Regions from separate parts of the Homo sapiens genome. Here region 1 is linked to region 2. The links are chromatin loops, found by intact Hi-C in ENCODE. Cell type or tissue: chondrocyte. All regions are shown on one strand. Each heading gives the region's core, and the rest is flanking DNA. Links, peaks and the distances in the headings are about the cores only.

The links. Hi-C counts contacts between places; a loop is a spot of excess contacts. Peaks named below come from ENCODE experiments on the same cell type or tissue, not always from the same donor. Only the 100,000 strongest peaks of a DNase experiment are listed, where the experiment ranks them.
Region 1: a loop joins it to region 2, with 2.3 times the contacts of the local background. A loop is called at or near these places in 7 of 110 quality-filtered maps.

What each region holds. Positions count from the first base shown.
Region 1 is chr1:197,321,374-197,332,882 of GRCh38, reverse strand. It overlaps CRB1 (crumbs cell polarity complex component 1), which reads right to left. Exons shown (of 12, transcript NM_201253.3): 2 at 3,880-4,461. Among named protein-coding and RNA genes, the nearest start is that of CRB1, 59 kb to the right of the region's middle. In chondrocyte, for the core only: CTCF peaks have their summits at 4,701 and 4,904 (motif pointing left); no DNase peak of the experiment used is centred there.
Region 2 is chr1:197,909,847-197,921,355 of GRCh38, reverse strand. LHX9 (LIM homeobox 9) reads right to left here and starts at 3,984. Exons shown (of 5, transcript NM_020204.3): 1 at 3,359-3,984; 2 at 1,182-1,384; 3 at 1-52. The coding sequence starts at 3,532. RefSeq lists an enhancer at 2,687-3,413. In chondrocyte, for the core only: CTCF peaks have their summits at 5,197 and 5,398; DNase peaks (open chromatin) are centred at 2,981, 5,317, 7,728, 9,965 and 1 weaker place.

The DNA.
Region 1 (11,509 bases), core at 1,301-9,300, 590 kb after region 2:
TGGCCTGGGCTGCCACAAACACTGGTGGTCATGGGATAGCAATGAAATAAACACACTTCCCTGTGTGTCTAAATGATGGTATGGTGCAAGAAAAATTTCCAAATAAAGCTCACATGAACTTAATATTTGGCCGCCAGCCCTGGCTATACATTAGACTCATCAATTAAATTTGACCCTCTGGAAGTAGAGTCTGAGCACCTCTGTTTCAGAGCTCCCTGGGTAATTGCTAATGAGTAGTCAGGGCTGAGAAACACCCATGAGCTACTAGAACACAGGCCATTCTACTTGTGTAGGAGATTGGTGAGCAAGCCTATGACTGCATTTTTTTTTTTACCCGAACAAGCCTAACCAGCTAATAATAGACCCGATTTTTATCTGCCTTATGAGTCTCTTGTTTAAATTCTGTTTTCAAGAAAGTTTTATATATGTCACTTGAAAAGGTGAAATAATAACATGTAGCTGATTTCATAGAAAACAAGGGAAGAATATAGTCAAATAGGGAACAACACTATTATATCAGGGATTGACAAGGAAAGCATCCTCATTGTGGACCTAAGTGTTATAGTGAGAAAAGGGGACTCATTCCCATTGGACCCTACAGGGATGTGATACAACCTACAGTATAAATGAATTCATTGTAAGGTGAAGTGCCTTATGATGGAATTTGACTACATTTCACATTTAGAATATACTCTTTCTAGCTGTTTTTTTTGTTTGTTTTGTTTTTTGTTTTTTGTTTTTTTGAGACAGGGTCTCACCCTGTCGCTCAGGCTGGAGTGCAATGGCACAATCTCAGCTCACTGCAACCTCTGCCTCCCCAATTCAAGCAATTCTCCTGCCTCAGCCTCCCAGTAGCTGGGACTTGTATTTTTAGTAGAGATGTGGTTTCACCATGTTGGCCAGTGTGGTATCCATCTCCTGACCTCGTGATCTGCCGGCCTCAGCCTCCGAAAGTGCTGGGATTACAGGCGTGAGCCACCACACCTGGCCACCCTTTCCATCTTTTATGCCTAAATTTAGACGACTGAAAGGATTCATTAAAATCCAATTTAATTAAGATATTTAAAAAACATACATTGTAAAATATAGTTTTGCAAGCTGTGTTTTTTTTACAAATATAAGACTATTACACAATACTATAGTTGAAATGAATGAAACATTAATTTGATTTTATATCTATTCCTTTTAATCACCATTCACAATATTGAGATAGAAGCAGAAAATGGAAGACACTATCTTAATGAACTGTATTGATTTTTAAATGTGACCATTGTAAACAAAGCACTTCCAAGCCAGCCCCACAAAAATTTCTTATTTTTATTCAAAAATTTAAAAAATATTGAAATTCACCTGCCATAACTCCACCAAAGAAAGAGACACCTCAGTATGGCATACAAACAAGGAGCTTTTCATACAACTATTGTTTTATAAGCTTTTAAAATATTTCCTATAACTTTTAGATAGTATTGACAATTAAGTCACTTGATAAAATAATTTTCCATTTGACATAAGCATTTTAGCATCATAGAGTATACATAAAATAATACAAAAAGTGAATTCTTATTTAATATTCATTTACCTGAGTTTCAGGATGGGGAAGGGTGCCCAGAAATATATGGAAGAATTGTAAAACTTAGAACAATTTAGTAACAGTTGATTAAGCAGCCATTACTCACAAATACTGAGTCAGGCTCTTGGAGGAAGAGGGCTCCTCTTTTTTTTTTTGAGACGGAGACTGGCTGTGTTGCCCAGGCTGGAGTGCAGTGGCGCGATCTCGGCTCACTGCAAGCTCTGCCTCCCGGGTTCATGAGTAGCTGCGACTACAGGCGCCCGCCACCACACCTGGCTAATTTTTTGTATTTTTAGTAGAGACGGGATTTCACAGTAGTCTCGATCTCCTGACCTCGTGATCCTCCCGCCTCGGCCTCCCAAAGTGCTGGGATTACAGGCGTGAGCCACCGCGCCTGGCCGAGGACTCCTCTTCTTAATCCACTAACTGACATCTAATAGAAACTCAGAAAGTATTGATGAATTAAAGAATAAATATAAAACAATACTCTGTCCTTTAGAAACTAACATTTGGGGGGGGGTGCAAAAACATAGATATATGTAAAATAGGAAAGAATTATAGGGGATTCTTTAATACAGGTGTCAACTAGTACAAACATAATGAATATAATTACTGCAGCAGTGTGGAATTATTATTCCAGCTGGAAAGGAACCTGGAAACACTTCTTGTGTTGGGTGATATTTGAACTAGGTCTTAAAAAGTATAGCAGAACTTCAGAGTAGACATTGTGAAGTGAGGAAGGACATTCCAGGGGGAAAGAAATGACTTGTATAAGAAATGAAGAAGATTTATTAGAGGAAATAGAAGGCTTCGGTGGAATGTGTGAGGACATGGCCACTGTCATGGGCCCAAATTGTGAAGTGCTTTCAGGGAGAGGCTAAAATTATTCTCTGTGTAGTGGGAAGCTCTCAAGGCTCTTCAGAACTACGGCATAGGTCTATTTTAGAAAAGTTATTTCAAAGGCAGTGTTCAGAACAACTTCGAGAAGGTAGAAGCTATAAGTAGAACGTCTGGGAGGTTGTGTAGTAGTACACACAAGAGTTGAAATAAACCTAACCAAGGAAAAGAATGGATGAGCTCAATTTGGAACATATCTTAGATGTCAAAACAGCAGATTCTGAAGACTGGTTGTATGTAAAGGAGGAGGGAGAGGGGAAAAATTTCATTTTAGAGCAACTAGGAATGTGTCTATTTTATAAAATATATAGTTTTAGAATGTTTAAAAGTAAAATGATGCTGGAGGGTTCTGGTGCAAATTTTGAAGAGAAATATTTTCCAAATAGATATATTGCTTAACACTTGGAAAAAGAATGACAAAATAAAGAACTAAGTGTGAAAGTGTTGGGAGAAGAAGGCAAGTTTAAAAGCTGAAAGCCTCAGGAAGGCTTTCAGGAAGGTACAAAAACGGCAAGTGCTAAGGGAGAACATGGTATTAAAATGTGTGTGGTGTCTTAGAGATATGAGTCAGGAACTGTAAGAAAGTGGTGAGCAGAAGTTAGAATGAATGCATGTGAGAAAGCATAGGCTAGGTAAGTTACCCCCTTACAAGTAAATGGAAAAGCCAAAGAATAAAGCAAAGCAAGAAATGTGGCCATCGTGAAGAATTGACCTAAAACAGTAACAGTGATTCAAAAGGATAGGGAGGATAAATACTGAGTGTGAAGAGGCTGAATAGCATGTAACTTGGTAATGATGAGTTGTCAACTTGTTACTTTATTATTAAAATAAAATTCTATCAACAGAAACATTGTAAAGAATAGATAGATAAATATGAGGTACAATTGTTTGCTCTAAGACGTAAAACAAGAACAGGCTTTTTTTCTTAATAAAAATCGTGGTTTATCTGATATACCATGCTCCATCAGCTTTACTACCACTGATCTGTTGATAATACTCAAGTCAGCACTAGAAACCCATCAACTTCCAAACTGCCTTCCCAGAAGGTTGCAGTGCCAGGCTTTGGGGATTAGAAAGCAGGCTTGAACTGGAATGAAAGGAACATGCACTGATGAGGAAACCTGAACTGCCCTTGAGTTTCTCTTGGACCTCATTCATTCTAGACTGAATCCAGTTTTAAATCATGTAGAGCTCCATTTAAAACAGCAACAGTGACAGCAGGCAACCACTTAGAATTCAGTGCATTCAGTGGATTTTCAGCAGTTTAGGGAGTTTCTATCTAGTGATTGATTCCTGTCAAGAACTTGGCCATTTTCATAAATGATTGTGTGAAAAATAAAATGTCACCTCTGCTTCTGCCACTTAGAAAGAGCTAACTACACCATCTGTGATTCAGATATGATCACACTTACCAGAATAATTGTGGGGACAGATACAAGTATATCTTCCTATTTCATTGAGGCATGTAGCCTCGTTCTTGCAGGGATCTGAAGCACATTCATCCACTTCCAAGTCGCAGTGTCTGCCTTGATATCCTGGGACACAGAAGCAGGAGTAACCATCAATTCCATCCTGGCACACGGCCCCATTTTGGCAAGGGCTGGAAGCACACTCATCGTGATCTATCTCACAGAATCTTCCAGCATATCCAGCAGGGCAGATGCAGACAGGATAAATAGGGTCCTGATGGCAAATACCTCCATGTTGGCAGGAGTTCTTGCCACAGGAACCAATGGTAGTTTCACAGATTGTCCCACTGTACCCAGGAGGACATTTGCACAGAAAGCTCCTTTCTCCTGGGGTGTTCACACAAGTGGCACTTCCTTGACAGGGATTGGAGAAGCAAGGGTCTTTCATGTTGTCACAGTCTTTGTCCAAATTATTGGCTGTGTCTGAACAAGAACAATCATTGTCTTTTGAAAAATCTTTGCATGTAGAATTGTTTTGGCAAGAATTTGAGAGGCACCTGGTGTTGTTTTTATTGCAAAAGGAATCTACAAGGAAATAAAAAGTAACAAGATTAAATTTATAAATGAGGACAAAGTTAAAAATCTTTCTTTGTGACCTTTGTGCTGCCTCAACCAAACTCATTAATAAAATACATAGTTGGGTTCATCCTAATGAAAAAACTACGTCATCTACATTACTATACCTAGCACATTGTATGTACTTTCAGTGAACAATGCAATAATTTTCATAGTGATAATACCTTCAGAGCAAGACTTAAATGGACACAGAAAGAAGTTATAGGATATTTTAAATTATAATTGAAATTTAGTTCCCAGAGAAAGTACCATAGAGAATTTTGTTTCCTGATTTAACAGAAGACTTATATACAGGATAGCAAATTTTACTGGATGTAGAGTTTAATTGCTATTTTCAGACCAAATTATATAGGCTGCAAAATTGTTTCCTTGCAGTAAAGTTTGCCATCTACTGGCTGTTTTAAGAAATTCTACCACTGTGAGTTTCAGACTTTTTGTTTTCCCTCTTTTCCTTTCTTTTTTCTTTTTAAGAGCAGCAGAATTCCTTCAAGGAAAATGTCATGAGGAATCCCAATGTACACAATTGGAAAGCAGATCTGCTCAGGTCGAAGCAGGGAAGGTCCCTTGGAGCCCAGTCAGACCAGTCTCCTGCCTCCCCTAGAGACACCTCCAAGGAGCTAGGGTTTGAGACCAGCAATTTGAAAACCTCTGCACAAGAGAAAAGAAAAGATTTTATATAGTTACTATAAGCAATTATTTCTATATTTGCATTAAGTATTTCTAGTGCTAAAATAAAGTTTTTTTGTCTGCTGAGAAGTAAAAACAAATTTGACCAGTTTTAAGGAAGATGAAGACCCAAATAACAGTAAATATATTTCTTGTGTGTGTGTGTATGCATCTGTGTGTATGTATTTTCTAATAATTAAATTGACTTGGAAAATAGCCATATTGGTAATTTTGTTTCATTATGAGGCCGAGTATGTTTATTTAGAGCAATGAAACAGTGCAAGGTGCAAGACTTTCAGGGAAGAACATGTTAATTTCTCTATTGTAAGTAGTATTTATTCCTTTGTCCTTGATAGTTCTATTGCACTTTTCTATGAAACAGGTAATTCTCTAATTTAAAATCATCAATCAAGAATCTGAAAGTTGTATTCAGTGGTTTTTATTATCAATCTTTTCATTGACTTTTCTATTTAGCAATCATAGGAGATTTACCAGCGAGTCAGGATAATACAGTGGGAAGGGGCAACAGATGGGTACCAGGCCTGCTCTGCCTCTCCCAGCCTTGGTTTCTGTTTTTTTTTTTTTTTTTTTTTTTTTTTTTTTTTTTTTTTTTGGTGTGTGAGAATTAAGTCACTAAATTTAAATGCTTTGCAGACACATCGTAAGTGTTTGGTAAATGCTAGCTCTTACCTTTATAAGATGTTGAGAAATAGTTTTGAGTTCTTAATAGAAAATTTACTGAACAAGTACAAAACATAGCAATAAAAATAATTAAAAAGGTACAAGTCACTAATAATTTTCACTGAAGGAATTTTATTTTAAGAAAGAGAATGAAACAAAATAAACAAACAAAAAAACACGAGTACCCTTACATAGAAAGCCTAACAATGGACTAATTCAAGGTGCCAACTATGCCCTTCCTGTAAATTACCTGGGAATGGTCAGGATCGGACAAAAATAATTATGAAATTGAATTAAAAAGGTTCTGTTCCCCAGCTCCCTTGTTTTTTGCAAGAAAATATTTAACATCTGATTATACATTTTTAAATTATTTATTATTATTATTATTATTTTGAGACAGAGTCTTGCTCTGTCGCCCAGGCTGGAGTACAGTAGCATGATCTCAGCTCACTGCAACCTCCATCTCCCAGGCTCAAGTGATTCTCCTGCCTCAGCCTCCCAAAGAGCTGGGATGACAGAAGCCCACCACCATGCCTGGTTAATTTTTTGTATTTTAGTAGAGATGGGGGTTTCACCATGTTGCCGCCAGGGTGGTCTCGAACTCCTGAGCTCAGGCAATCTGCCCGCCTCAGCCATCCAGGCCTCCCAAAGTGCTAGGATTACAGGCTTGAGCCACAGTCCCCGGCCTCTATAAATTTTAAGTACCATTTAAATTCTTGGCTCAGCAAAATGCTAGCTATGGAATTTGAGTTGTGATAAGGACTTAATTGTTCAGAGCATCTGCTGTATCTTTGTATTGTGCTCCATATCTATTTATTTATACCAAGTGCTCAGTAAATATTTCTTGAGTATTAACTGTCAAAGCCATAGCTCTTACCTTAATAGTTTCTTTATGTAAAACTATGCATATGTATATGCATACATATATGTATATTTAAATGTATAATTATTGATCCTTGATCTTTTTCAAAATTCTATTTAAATATCCTCTTATCATCAGTATACTCAGTCTTTTCTTAAGATTTACTAACTTAATTCTCTCCCTAGCTCTCTAATTATATCTGTCTCTAGATCTCATTTTAACTGATATTAACGTCAAGAATTAAATGTATCCTTTGTCAGCAGAAGGAAAGGAAGGAGGCGTAGATAAAACTCCTATTATTGCTCATATCTGGGTTAAAGTAGCAATTTTTAATATGCCTCATATTTAGCTAGATAAACACTCCTCATTGTATCCTCACTAATGTATATAAAGTTATTTGGGAATTTATTCATTGTTCTGGAACATGTATATTTCTGGTGTTTTTTTTCCTCAAACTGTTGAGACAAGCAGGGACTTGGGGAAGTCGCTGCTAGGGATAGGAAAAGAATATGTCACCTGTGGTATGGAATAATGTTATTTTCAATATATATGGTTGGCGTTATTTGAAAAAAAATTGAGTAATTTTCCAAACGTGTAAAGGCACAGTTTTTTAAATTTTAATTCTATAGTTATCTATATTTAACCTAATTTTACCTAAATAATCAGAGTAGAATAGAGGAATTGTGAACATAAAATTTGATATTTCCAAAAAATCAAATGAATGGTGTCTTACATCGTTTCACCTAGAAGACTGACGATTTTATAAACATTTGCTATGTTTTGCTAATGAAATGTAATCAGAATGAAATAGAAGGTATAAACAATGCTACTGGAGATAGAACTCAAAATTTCCAGGTCTAAGAATGCCAATTTATGAGAATAAAGTGGTTTGCTGAATTCTCTTTAGCCTGGCTTTCTGCAGAGAATGAAATTTAGTTCCAGGATTGGGGTGGGGAGGGAGGCGGTGCAGGAGGGGCACATCTTTAATCAGGACATAGCCAAAATGGCTTGCACATGGTAAGGCAGTCAATAGAAATTTGTTGAATAATGAATGAGTGAGCAAGGAAACCTGAATTCCCATTTAAGCCTTGCTGTGAAATTCTTACTTTGACCTCTTTTGATAAAATCAAGCAGAACAAATGATTGGTTAAATCACTTACTTTGATGTACTGCGTGATAGAATCCACATGGAGCAGTTAAAATAAGAAGTAGATGGGCTCCTTTAAGACCATTTTTCCTTTGTATTCCTACTGTACACGTTGTCTTAAATACTAAATTGAGGCCAATTTAATATAGTGAGAAGAGGACATTTTTATGGTAGACAGAGATTTAAATTTTGGTTCTAGTATTTACCATCTCTGTGACTTTAAGAAAAAACATTTTCACTGAGCCTCAGTGTCCTGATTACTAAAGAAAATGATGTGGAGCCATATATATAGTGGATAAGCGCATGAAGTTTGGTGCCTGGGTTTAAATCCTGGCTCTGCCACTTACTAAGTCTATGAGTTTTATCAAGATAACATCGCTCTGCCTCAGTTTCCATTTTTGTAAAAATGGCACCTATCTCATAGAGTTGTTATAAAGGGTTAAATTAATGAACATAAAATGCCTAACAGGGCTTGGCACAGAGTGAGCATTATCAATCATCCTTGTTCTTATTATTATTAGGAATAAAAGAGATAATACACATAAAGTTCCTTATAACAATCAAGCATAAAGTAGTTTTTTAAAAAACATTATTTGCTTTTTCTTTCAATGCAGGGTCCAAAGTACATATATCTTATTATTTGTCTATTGACTAGCAGAGTGCCATGTACATAGTTGGTGCTTAGTAAATGCATATTTAACAAATGAATAAGTTCAAGAAAATGAAACTATATAATATTGCAAAGAGAGTTTTGGGGGTTCTGAGAAATGCAAGCTTAGCACCAGCACACATTCTCTGAGAATCATACCTAATAATCAGGGCAGGTTCCCATCATCATCAACCACAATTAATACTCATGCAAACTCCTTGAAACACGACTTTCTTACTCCAGGTAAGAAGATTGGTTTTGGCCAAAATTCATTGACATCACCTGTATCTTAATATCCCTATTCTACTATTAGCTCCTCTTTAGAAGGTCAGTGGCCTCACTGAGAAAGTTTTCTGTCAACATATTTTAAATCCCCTATATCTGATAGGCACGTTGCTATTTGCTTTTATATATAATTTCTGATCATCAGCATCATCACAGATGAAATCAGGTCCTGCCGGTTCAAAGGTTTCTTTTTCTCTCAAAGCATCCCCATGAGAATCAAAGCTTCTGGGTCCTCCTTTACACAGCCTACACACCTAAGCACAGGGTCTGGCTTGGATCAGGTCTTGGGCGTTAGGGTTAGGTAGGGTAAGGGACCAAGTGCATGTGCCTCAGGCTGCAATCATACACATTTACCTCATAGAAGATGCCCTGCCCTTTGTCATCCTTAGAACATGACTAAATGATGCAAGTTGTGAAGGTCATTTTTACTCACTGTCAATCATGAAAAATTTTAATGAGGAACTAATTATATTCCTTTGACATTACATTTATTTAAAGCTAATCAGGCCTGAAATCACTGACCTTATTATAATCAATGTATATTTTAATAAGGACAGGCTTTTGAATGACCCCTTTTACTATGGAATAGACATATTTTACTAGTTTATTTGCCTCTAGCAAATTGAAATTCTCACAGTAAAGCTAAAAGTGTTCTGAACAAAGACGAAAAAGTTTTTTCCCGCTCCATAAAGCCATGTTTTGCAGAATCGATCAACGAACAGATATAATTTCAATGTCAATTATATAATGATGGTGCAGGAAAATTTAGCTACACAACACTTTTGTTCTAAAAGAAGATCCAAAAGTTTTAATATCTCTACTAGAGACTTATCAGTGTGCTAAGTTTTATTATACACAATTAATGTTAAAAAAGTGACATTTGTAAAATAAATGAAAACAGCCCTTCGAACTCTAGTTCATTCCACTGTACATCAAAATAGTATTGGCAATCAATATAAGAATGAAAATAATTAGAATAATCTAATTTTTCAATATTATTTTTGATATTATAAAAATTTCTCCAATTTATTGGTTCCTTTCATAATTCTTGTGTTTCATTTAACCCCTATAGAAAAATTATGGGATTGGAGGTATTACATCCATTTTATAAATATGGAATTGAGTTTCAGGAATGTCAGATAACTTCCCCAAGTTTATGCATCTAATATGTGCTAGGTCAGGATGCCCAGACTGTAAAATATTTATTTGAAAAAAATCCAAATGAAAAGGAAGACAGAGTCATAAAAAGAAACATCTAAAACATTATCTAGATCAGCATTTTCTAAACATTAATGTTCATATGAACTGCTGAGGATCTTGTTAACCTTGCAGAGTCAGGAGGAGTGGGGCCTCAGACTTGGCATTTATGGTAAGCTCCTAAGTAATACTGATGCTGTTGGTCCACATACTACACTTAAATAGCAAGCACCTATACCAGTGCTGTCTAATGGAAGTATAATGTGAGCTACATATGGAATGTTAAGTCTTCTGTAACCATGTTAACAACGAAAAACAAACAGGCAAATTAATTTTAAATATTTAACCAAATATAGATAAAGCATTATATTTAAATATGTAATTGGTATAAAAATTATTATTATTATTATTATTATTATTTGAGACAGAGTCTCACTCTGTCACCCAGGCTGGAGTGCAGTGGTGCGATCTTGGCTCACTGCAACCTCTGCCTCCTGGGTTCAAGGTATTCTCATGCCTCAGCCTCCTGAGTAGCTGGGATTCCAGGGATGTGCCACCATGCCCAGCTAATTTTTTCTATTTTTAGTAGAGATGGGGCTTGTCTCGAACTCCTGGTTTCAAGTGATCTGTCTACCTCGGCCCCCCAATGTGCTGGGATTACAGGCATGAGCCACCGTACCTGGCCAGTGTAAAAACTATTAATGAAATATTTACACTTTTTAACATTAAGCCTTTGAAATCCTTAGTGTATTTTACACTTCTAGCACACTTAATTTTAGTCACATTTCAAGTGCTCAAAAGCCATATGTGATTAATGGCTACTGTGTTGGATAGTGCAACTCTCAACAGTTTTCTCGCATTTTTGTACAGAGAACTAAAGTCTAGAAAAATAATGTGTGGTTATGAGTAAGACATTATTCCTCCAGAATTTAAATTATCTTCTTTATGACATTCTTCTTATAGTAGCCATGAATAAAAATATCTCAGAATACTTTCTGAGAGTTTAACTGTGATGTATATTCAAATTGTTAGAAGTCCAATGCAAAGTGTACTTTTCCCATTAATCCTCCTCATATTTTTACATACCCCTTGAGCTCCTGGCCTGAGCAGCCACAGAATTTATTATTGTTAAGATACAATTGAACACTTATCTATATGCAACCTAAAGTGTTCTTCATGCCATATATGAAGACTTGTCCTTACAATTAGCAAACAAACTCTTTAAGTTCAGGAACTATAATATATGCTTTTCAGTATGCCTGTATGTATGAGGTATGTATTTGGTTTTGATGACATTTTGAATACCACCTTCTAATAGTAAAATAAATATATGATGATTGTTTGCTTTGCTGATTCATTGGTTTTTATCCCAGGGAAATTTGTTTCACTCACTCTATGGCTCACTATGCTTGAACAAAGACAGAATGATTTGTTTCTGTCAGGTGACTCAAAGTTGTGGACCAAATTTGGGGAAAACCTAGGTTACTGTGGTTACTGGATAACTTGGAAG
Region 2 (11,509 bases), core at 2,081-10,080:
CGAGGCGGAAATGCCAAGGTGGCAGCGGGCACATCTCTGCACAGAGAACCTTCTGGAAGGAAAGAGTTGAGTCAGGGCGCTAGTTGAAGCAAGGCAGAGCCATATCCCACCCGCGACACCTGGGTTTGGTCTGCAGTGGCCTGAGACTGGGACCTGGGAGGGTTCCAGGGGGACAGGAGAGTAGGCATTAATTTTATTTGCTCATCGACCTTTTCTGATAAACCAAGACAAAGGATCTTTACATTAAAGTCAGAAGAATCGGGCAACTAAGCCTTAGTTTTCTTCTCTGCAAAGTGAAAATTTAAAACATTAAAAAAAATTTAAAAAAGCAAACCACTAGTTAGCACTAGCTAACTCACGGTACTAGAATATTAAATTGCCATGCCAAGTGAAAACACTTAATCAATTACAAAACATATGAATGAAAGAAGATATAATTATTCCTGGATGTGCGCGGGTGTGGGAAAGCATGCGGACACAGTCCTGGAAGATGACGATTTTGTAAAGGAAAGGTTATTATTTTTTTAACAACTTATCTTGCTTGGGCTGAGAGCGGAACTAGGTCACCTGCACTTAGTCCTGTCTTTCCCAATCCAGAAACATAACTGAGAAGAATCAATAAAGACGCCTGCTGCTGATTTTCTCCAATCTGGGGGGCATGGTTGTAACTAGCGATAAAAGGAACCCGGAACTGAGTGGCTTGGGTTTTGGCAATGGCATTTATTCCTTTTCATAGTCATTTACAGAGTCTCCTGCCACCTACGAAAACCTAACACTCTGTTGCTGCTGCCCGAGCCACTAGTTCAGTTTCAAGGCGCAGAACTTGCCCAATTCGTAGCAAGCGGAAAACAAACACCCAATCAAGTCTCGGTAGACGGAGACCACGTCCATTTACTCTTCCCCAGATTTCCCCAAGTTCCGCCAGCCAAGCTGAGAAGTGATGGGAGTGCGTGGTATTCGCTGATAAAGCTCTAGATTTTTAATGTCCCTCCCACCCACCCTCACCGTCGGTCAGGGAGATTACAGCTTGAAGGCATATGCAGTGGGTTTGCCTGGTCTCCGAAATGATAACAGCACCCGGAATGGGGCAAAAGGTAGGGGACGGAGAGGGGATTCCGGGCTCAGGCAGATGGCCCCTCCAGGTGTACTCGGGCGTAGGAAGTGGGGGTGTAGGGGAGTACCTGTAGTAATCCTCCTTGCAGTAAATGCTACCGTCCTTGGCAAAGCAGGTGAGCTCGGACTCGAGGGCCAGCTTACATTCACAGCACTTCAGGCATCTCAGATGCCACTGTTTGTCCACAGCCAGCAGATAGTACCTGTCCGAGATCTTGCCCCCGCAGCCGGCGCACAGGGCGGGCTTCTCCGGGCTGAGCGGGGGCATGCCCTGCAAAGAAAGCACACCGCAAGGCTGAGGAGGGCGCGCGGTGTAGCCGCACGACGCGGGGTTCTCCCCCAGGCAGACCAAGCCCAGGGTGTGCAGGGAGAGCGGCAGGGGCCAGGGTCCACTGCACAAAGGCAAAAGTCAGGGGAAACATTTGTGATTTCTCTCTTTGCGGCCCGCTTGCTTTCTTCCGTGTCTGCCTGAACCGGCGTTCGCGTCCTCCCGGGACTACTAACCTAAAGACATCCCAGCCATCCGGAGCCTCGCTTAAAAAGGACTAGGAAAATATTGACTACAGTTTGGTGATCGTTTCCGAATTCAAATAATTACAAGCTAAAAATTGTGGTTTTCGACGCACACAAAATAAAACAACGGAAATGATAAGGGAGTGAAAAGGAAATTTCAACGAGCACAGGTTATTTTTAAACAAAAAATATTACAGTTCGATTTCTCTAAATTCTTATAAGCAGCATTGAAATCAAAAGCAAAGGGGAGATTATTGGACCTCTGCTCATAATTTGGTCGACTTTGTTTTGATTGAGATATATTTGGCAGCCCCTGCTGTTCCCTAATTTTCAGGGCTATTGGTGCCGTTCCCAATAAATGTGTAAAGTGGCTGTTCCCAAAGAGGGTCCGCTGTCCAGCCCGCTGTATACAGTCCCCTCTTTCCCTAGCATCAACAGGCGTACTGAGACCTTTGTCTTGAAAATCTGTTTAGTGCCCAAGTTATGCTTCCCTCTGGGTCCCACTGACCCGACTCGGGATGCCCCAGTGGCCCCACCTTGAGGAGCCCAGCCCCGCTGCAAAATTTGGGTTTGGGTTGCTACTATTTGTTTTTAAAAGTGATGACCAGAAAAAGGGAAAAGGAGTTAACCTCCGGACATTTCCCTCACGACTAGCAGAAATGGGTTGATCTTCCCCACGAAACTTCAGCGGGCCTGAAAAAGTAAAGTTTAGCCCTTTACTCCGACCAGGGGCCCCGGCACTGAATGAGTGTTACAAATATAGACACGTTCACCAGTTGGGCTACTTGGCCGGACCCAAAACCCAGCTGATAAGGGCTAGAGCAGTCTCCTGATTAGTTTGGGCTACAAGTCCTACTGTGGTACCAAAGGATCTACACAGCTATGTTTGGCCGAAATAATTTCCGGAGACTTCTGTAGTCCCCCCCCCCCCCCGTTAGTAATCTGGAAAGGGAAGCGCTTAGATAAGTAATTAGTTTTCTTTATTAAGAGGACATGACTTTATTATTATGGATAGTAGAAACAGTGGTGGTTGATTAGCTTGTTTAAGGGTTGGTTATAAAGTTCATGCGTTTCGACTGGGTGCCGCGCTCCTCCGTATGTTTTATTTGATTTCCCCCTACACATGACACCCGCCGGGTCCTGGCGCTAAACGTAGTGCTGTCTCCTTAGAGGGACTGAGTCGGGATGCCAGAAACCCTGAGATTCTCTCGGTTAGGGGTCCCAAGCCCCGAGCGTCTAGAGAACTGGAAATGACCCAGTCGCGTCGGAATCTACTCCACAGGTCCGGTCATCAGGCCCAGAGACTAAGGCCACCTGGGCTCCTGCTTGGCTCGGACGCCTCGGCAGCGCGCCGTCCTCCTATTGCTTATGCCCAGCTTGCCCTCGGAGCTGCGGATCCTCGCCGGGGAGACGCCTGCCCCGGAATCAAGGGAACCTTGAGGTCTGTAGAAGAGAATGCCACCACCCCCCATCCCACCTCCTCCCAGTTCCTCTCCCTGCTCTTTCGGAATCAGCTGCGACGGAGGATAGCCAGCTGCAGACATTTCGATTCAGAAAAACGACCGTTTCTTAGCCCTGTAGGCATAGGTGGACGGGAGAAAACTCACCCGCCACCCTCAAGCGGACGTCTCTACGACCCGCCGCTCCGGTTCTCCACCGGCCAGGGAGTCGGCTTGGTTTAACAGAGGGCGCAGGGGTGCCCGGCTACCGCCGCGGCGGAGCCCTTCCTTACCGCGTCGCGGCCGTTGAGCTGGGCGCCTTTGGCCAGACGGGCCTCAGTCTTGGATCTGCGCTCCATCTCCTCCATGATGCCTTGGATGTGGCCTCCGGAGATCCCGTGAAAGAGCATGGCTGGGGGGCGGAAAGGACACGAGTTGTCTTCTGCTCGGCACCCCACTATTTCCATATACACACGCCCGGGGCTTTCAGCTCATCCGAGTGAAGGAGGCAAGGGACCAGAGAGGGCTGCCCTGTAGGAGCGCAGAGACGCTCGAGGATGGAGGGAAAGAGGGAGAGAAAGGAGGAGAAGAAACAGATGGAGTGGAAATCGGTCTGCTTGGGGGGCCGAGGGGAAGCAAAAAGAACTGGGAAGAGTTGGGGGGAAGCCTCAGCGGCTCCCTGAAGGAGATGTGCAGAAAACAAACAATTCGGGCGGAGGGAAAAAGAGGCGTAGAAGGCGAATCTTACTGCTCTGAGAGATCGAGTTACTAATGGGAAACAACTGCAGCGGGGGGAGGAAAACAAAATCTGGTGAAGAAAGAAAATAGTTTTGAACACAAAGAAAGAAAAAGACGTGCTATTTTCAGCGTTCCCTGGCTGCTTGCAAGTTCCCAGTGCCTGTAGATTGGGTTGGGGACTGCTCCTGCCTGAGCTGTGTCCAATTTGTTAAGAGACTAAAGCCAGCCCATTTTTGATAATTTAGTAGGAGGAGTTCTCTCCCCGGAGCTGCCACGGATTTTTATTCAGACAACAAAGACCTGTCATACTCCTCTCAACCCCCTGGTGATGGGCAAGCAGGACAAACATTACAAAGGGGTGGGGGGATAGAGAGCGGGGAGGCAGGAGGAGGGGGCATTTACCTCCCCACAAAACACACACACGCGCGCGCGCGCGCACACACACACACACACACACACACATCCTTCCAAGAGTTCCCAGCAGTCATGTTTTAAAGGGGAAAAGGAGCTCTTGTTGTCCCCGCCCTGTTGCAGAAGGCCTAGAACCCGCCTATTTGATCCGAGTTCAAGATCAGACCTTGGCTCAGGACACAGAGAATATCAACTTCAAACTTTGGATTTCCTCCTTGTGGACTTTTTCATCCCCAGCCTGCAGGACTGTCACCCGAAATGCATAAATATTGAGCAGAAATGTAAGCAATTTACTGAGGTGGAGATAATGCTGGTTCCTCTCCTCCCCATCCCATCTTCCTCAATCCACTTTTAAAAGCAGCTGTCTGACAATTCATCTCTTTGCCTCACCTTCTTGAGGGCCGGAGACCCTACTAGATGCTGGCTTCATCCGAAGTGGAGAGGGCGTTTGGAGCGTCTGCATTTCTCAGGGTTACTTTTGGCAAAACAATTTTCTTTGAGAAAATTAGAGTGTAGGGGACAGGGCATGGACCTGTACACACGGGTACGCAATTGCGCCTTGGCCATAGGGCGGCTTATTCTCTTCCCCGGTTCAGGTTTGAAGGAAGGTTGCCGGAGATTCTAATGTCTCATTTGAAGCTTGCCAATATAGGAAGCGACTTGCGGACTCCCGGGAGCTTGGCGCCTGCCCCCGCAGGACTGGGCGCTAGCCCCATCGCGTGCTTCTCCCACTACCCTGGCAGGACAGAGGACTTGTAAAACTGGGCGCACCCGCACACTCAGAAGGGTGTGAAAGGGACTCTTTGCCGTGGAGGAGGGGAAGGTGAGAACTGACAAGCAGAATGGCAGACCTGCTCCTCACAAGAGGTGGGATTGTTCTGTCGCCCTCAGTTCTCGGCAGCGGCGGCCCCTCCCCGGCCCCATTAAAAAGTGTCCACAATACTCTGATATTGTCGATTCATTCAAACGGCCAGAGGCCCCCTAGGAGTCCGAAGCACAGCGCTGCGGCAGGAACCAACGCGGCTTTACCCAGAGAGGAGGACGCGCCGGCCGCTCTCTGTTCCTTCCGTCCCCTTCGTCAGCCTGCGTTCCCCACTACTTCCCGCCGCCTTTCCCAGGACTGCGGTGCCTGTGTCCTGGCACATCCTAGATACCTCACAAGAGCCGCCCGGCCGCAGACCCGCTTCCCTCCGCCCGGGGGAGCCCGACCGGGAACTGTGGCCAAAGCTAGAAAGATGACGGGAGAAAAGCCAGGGAGAGAGGGAGAGAGGGAAGAAGGAAAGAAAAAAAGAAGTGAGAGGATGAGAAGAAGGGGAAGGAAGGAAGGCAGAAATAAAGCGAGAGAGGAAACGACCCCTGGTGCAGCAGCCTGACTTCCTGTCCCAAAGCGTTGTCTTCTGAGGCTCCTGGAGTGACCTCTTCCATGAAACTGAAGACACTACTGCTTCCCCTCCTTTTTTCTCAGGGTCAAAAATAATGTTATTTGCAGACTGGACGCAGTTTAAGTCCTCCGGGTGCCAAAATGCAGCTCATAAAACGCAATTTCACACAAAAATGAAGCCAATCAAGTGAACTAAGCTGGAGACATCCCCCTCCTCCTTACTTTGGCAGCTATACCTGACAGCAGGGCTGCTATTTACTGTAAGTAATGTAATTAGCCCCTTTGGATGGGAATCAATGAGCTTTTCAAACCCACGTGCACACAAGAAGGGCCCTGAGGAGGGGCTGGGGGCAGCAGTCCTTTCAGAGACAGCAGGTCCTCTCACAAAAGGGCAGATTGCCTTCACACAAGTCAGAGGCTAAACTGGCTCAGAGCTGGAGGAGGAGAGGGAGAAAGAGGAGGAGGAGGAGGAGTCTCTGAGAAGTCCCCTCAGTCAATTCACCCAAGGAAGCTCCAAGCAAAAAGTAAATACAGGACTTCAACCTACTTTGTCTAGTTTCTGTGCTAAAACCTCTCCCAACCCCCAAATGGGGGTGTTTGAAATTAGGTTTGGTTCTTGTTGCATATTGCCCCTGCTCAGCAAAATCAACAATGAAGAACCCAAGAATACCACTGCTTCCTTGCAAGAGATAAAACTTTGGAGACTGCATGCAGGGAAAGTTAAACAACTCCAGGAAAAAGCCAGAACTTTACAGCGTCTCCAGGGAAGCCAAACACAGAGGTTTTGTAAGCCCTCCAATCATCCATTCATTCTTCTATTCCACACAAGTTTGTTAATCATCTAGGTACAGGCAAGGCAGAACACCTTCTGCAATCAGTTTCCAAGTTGAATCCTAGCTATTCCTGCTCTTATAAAACTCAGGTTATAAGTTCCTGCATCCAGTGGCATTTGCTACTTCCTGTAAAGAAGCAAACTGCCAGGATTCTTCCTTCTCAGTGAACGCAGGAAGTCTGGAGAAAGCTGGGGGTGGGGTGGGGGTCAGCTGGAGTTTGGGAGGTCCTTGTTAGCTCTGCGGAAATACGTCCCCATGGGTCCAGCCCTGCCTTCTCTCACAGTTCCTAAGGAGGAAGCCCAGGAAGGGTGGGAAGGAATGCCCTCGAATTGGGTGTGTGACCCTGGGTTTTCTACTCTTTTTGTCTTGGAGCCCCCAAGAAAGATTGCCTAAGAGCTCCCCGCTCCTCATTCTCAAAGGACTTTAAATAAGCACTTTAAATAAGGAAAGCATCTTTGTACCTCTGCTTTCTTTCACCTCTCCAGCAGAGGGGCTGAGGCCCGGTGGCTGGGGACAAAAAAAAAAATGTTCCCCCTTCTCCCAGCTGTAGTCTGAATGGCCCGCAAGTGTTCCATAAAAATTACAGTGTTCATTTTTTCAGTTCCTGAGCTGAGGGACAGGTGCATGTGGTTCTCTCTAGCCTGCGTCGGGGATAAGATCTTAAGTCTCCTCTAAATTCAAAGTTCTACCAGGTATAATGGGGCAGGTCCCTTGACCAGCACTGCTCTCCCTCACAATTGAGCACACGCAGTCCACTAAGCTTTCTTTCCTTTCTATTCTGACAGCACCCATCCCGCTACTGTTGCCGCTTTTAGGAAAGTGGACGGCCGGACTATAGTGGAGCATAATAGTTGGAACTGAGAGTTCGGGATCTTAGAATCTCTATGAAGGTCAAAAAGACTGCAGCGCCCTTGTCGCCGGCTCAGGTGGGTCTACATGGGCAAAGAACCCGAGCCCAGTAGAATTCCCTAGGGGGGAGGAAAGGGAAATTAAACCCACAGAACAGTTAGGGTTGAGAGGGAAGAAGTAACCCAACAAATGTGCATATTTTGAGAGCAAAGGTGACTTAAGGTCTCTCTCTACCTGAATTTTGGAGGCCATGATTCTGCGCCTCTAAGTTTGCCCTTTAAGAAGGAGGCGTTACCTTTCCTCCAGACCCTGTTAAGCTGGTTAAGGAGCCCCTTCGGTTTGAAAGGCGCGGCTCTTAAAACAGTATCCAGCGTCTGGCACTGTCCTGAGCACCCAAGGCCCAGTGAAACGTCAGCGTCAGCCTGAGGCTGGGAACCATGCGTTCAGTGCCGCGCCACCTGGCCCTGGATGCCCGGGCTGCGCTGGATGGAAGGTGAGCGGATTGCCGGGACACGCTGGGGCCTTTCTCCAGACAGTGGAGACTGAGATACTCCATGTGGAAAATTTCCCCCTACACTGAGGTTGGCAGATCCATACTGGGGCTGCTGCACGGGCGCACTTCTGATTCAGTCCTACTAGGGGATCCTCCCTCAAGACAAATGGGAGTCAGCCAAGCAGAGCTGGGATACGGGGAGTTCGGCTGCCTGGAAAGGGGTACCCGAGGCCACGCTCCAGCTGCGCACCCTTGCCAGCCTTTCGCTGGGCGGTACTTCCCGGCCAAGGCCCTGCCCTTTCGCGCGTTCTCTGCCTACCCTCACCCTTCGCGACAAAAAAAAAACCTCTCGCCAGCTTTTGCTTCCTTCAAACCTCTGTTCTCTATAGCCCCTGGGCTCTTCTCCCCAAAGGGGCCTGCGCCAAGTCTAGAATACAGCTCTTCTGAAATCTGATGCTCTTTTACCTGAGATTTGTTGCGCCGCCTGCCCTCAGCTCTGCAGAAATAAAGGGAGAAGTCCCGCACTGCGTCCGCTGAGATCAGGCGCAGAAACGGCTGCGCTGGGTTAGGACTGAACAACAACAAAAAAATGTGGGTGAAGCCAGTTTCCAGTTAACCCCTACACGTGTGAGAAACAGTGTCTTCTCGGCCCCCCTTCCATCCCTTCCAAGAAAGAGACACCCCCAGCAGCTCCCCGGAGGGTCAGGAGCGCGTCCCTGGAGCCACTGACTACTGGAGGATCAGTGGAACCAGGACCTCTGCCTGGCGCCCCGGACACTGATCCTGAGGAAAGTCAAAGACAGTCAAAGAGAAAGGCAAAAGGAGGGTTTCAGGAGTCCTATCAGGAGACTCTGAAAGAGAATGTGTATTTTTGAGCCTACGAAGCGCGGTTTAATTTTTAAGACAAACACACACTCCTCTTCGTTCCACCCAACGAAGGCGCACACACACGCACACACACTCACATGGTATACGCACTGGCCCAAGGGGCAGAGAACATCAGAAGGAACCTGGCACATAACTCACCTGCCTCTAGAGTGGTACCGTTCAGCATTCTTAGAGGAAAAGGAGTGGATCACGCCGTAATGGTGGTTGCACTGGCAGAGAAAAGCCGGGAGTCAGACCGGCGGTACGGCCCGGCTTCCCCAAGCACCTCCTCCCATCCGGTGGGGCGCGTCCAAACCGCTCCTCCCGTGGAGACCTCAGGTAGGGACGCGGCTTGGAGCAAAGCCGGGCCTTCCTCCGGTAGGCTCCCAAGAAGTCCCTGAAACTCCCGGGCGTCCGGGCGCACTCCGAGGGCAGAAAACTGCTCCGACTAAAATATCTCCATCAGGGTCTTACCTTGATGTCCAGATGTCAGACGTTTCCCCAACTAGAACTCGGTTCTCGGCGGGAGGCGGCGGCCAGAGGTGCGGGCCAGTCCCTGCGTCTCGCTGAGGGTCCCCCTGTTAATCCAAATAAATAAATAAAGCATTGGATGAAAATTAATTTCTCCCTTCTCTCTCTCCCCCACCCCGTTGGAGTTGATCTGTTTCCCTCACCTCTGACCCTTAGCTCTCTCCACCTGTCTTTTATTTTCTGTTTATGCTTCCAAATCGGGAGGGGGAGGAGGAAGGGGTGGGCAGAGGGCACAGACGCGGGCCGGTGCCCAGAGAAACGCTCTGAGGTTGCGTTCAGCCCTTCCAGCCTCTCAATAATCAGAGGAGGTGTTAATGGAGGACTCGGCGGTAACTGAACCTCATAAAGCCCAGAGCGTCTTGAGGCTGGGGCGCAGCAGGGGGACTGGAGTCCCGCGGCGTGCCCTGGGCTCCCGGCCCCCCAGCCAGCTTTTGCCTCCCTGCAGCTTGTACCTAAAAGATGCTGCCGCCAGCTGGTGCTTGCATAGACGGTGAATGGGCGGTAGCTCCTGCGGGGAAACTAGGCTAAGCCATTGATTGTTCACCCACCGCGTCCCCGCCTTCCTGTCCCGGTCCCTCCTTCACTCCCCTCGCTCCCGGGCTGGGTATCAGGAACCCAGCACTCGGGAGTATTCTGCGCTCGAGGTCGGCGTTCGAGGCCGGGTCAACGAGAGAGCCGGGGCATCTCTTCCTCCCGGGACCCGGCTAGGGGATGGGGGTGGTGATTAACCTTCCGGGAGAAAACCCTCACTTGGACCCGGGCAGGCAGGGGTTAGAGGGGATGCAGCCAGACCCGGGACGGGGCGGAGGCCACATTACCTGGTCGCAGGTTCCCAAGGGGCTGTGTTGCCCGGGGCGCAGTCAGGCCGCGGGAAAGTGGAGGGAGGACCTGGAAGCTGGGCCTTGGGCCAGTTATTTACCCATTCCCCCACCCGGTGCGCCCCTCACAGTCGGAGATGGGGTGGCAGGGGATTACAGCAAGGCTCCCGCGCCGGTAGGGAGGAGAGTATGAGCAGTGAGATTGACCGTTCCAAGATGCTGGTCCCGGTGATGGTGCCGCCCTGCCTACCCGCCCCTCCTCCACGTGCCACCATAGCTACTCCTTGGCGGTGCGTGGCGTGGGTCCAGGGCGCAGTGGGGGGGGGGTGTGGGGGGACGCCCGCTTGCCTCCCAGCCGCTTGCGAAAACCGCGTGGGATTGCTGCTGCATGTGGGGCACGTGGGAGTGGATGCCGCCTCCACGCCTGACCCACAAGCTCCGCCATACAGTTTAGGGTCGGTAAGGAACAAACCAGGAGCGGCGAACCCCCTGGCTTTCTCTTTTCATCCCAAATCCCGAAATGTAGCTCGGAGCACCTCCTACAAGATCTCTGTTTCTACCCAAACACTTGGCTTCGCTAACTAGTCCCACCAGCCCGGTCAGTCCCACCAGTTTACCTTTTAATCTCCCCTACACCTGACTTTCCTCTTTCCGCCCTGGCCTCCTTAGCTCTTTCTTCTAGAATCTCCCCTATATCGGTCAGGTTTCGCAGCCAGGAAGGGACAGTCCTCCCGGGTTCATCTTCTATGCTCATCAGCGAGGCCATCGAATGGATGGACGGCGATACCCACCCGAAAACGCTTGGGTGCTTTCAACTCATTCCTGTCGAAAGCAACCGGGTTTAACCTCTTTGCGGTCCAATACCGTTCTAGGTATTTGGTAACGACATGCATTCTATACACACACACACACACACACACACACGCAGGCGCACGCACACTGAAACGCGCACCAAAGCTCACACTTTAGAATACAAATTTCTGCTAGGAGGATGTGGTCGTTAAGGATCTTCCAATTCCTCTAGAGTCCATGATTCTTTGGTTAACACTGTCTTTTATGCCTGCAGTGTCAGGAAGGAAAGCCGTGAATCTGTGCGTTTTGTGTCATGAGCCCAACCTCGAAGCTGTTTGTGGGGACAGAGGTCAACCCAGTGCCCTGGGCACCCCAGCACACATCAGAGCATCCAGAGGTCCAGGGTACGCTGGACATTCCAGGGATAGCTCAGTCTCTGGCTAAAGACAGCTGCGTGTTCTTCCCCAACCTTTTTCTCAGAAATCAGGCTCTTCACAGAGACTCGCAAAAAGGATGTAGACTTTCTCTGCCCTCCACCCCCGACTTAAATATCTTACTTTTTTAATGATGGGAGAGGAGTTTTGGTATCCAGGATTATGTCTTAATTTTTGCATGATAATGAAAAAATAGCACCGATTTTTCACTTCTCCACCACAGACATCCATTCCACAAACTCAAGCTATGGCTTGAATGTTAGAAAAGATGAAATGGCAGGTGTCAGCAAGGAGTGG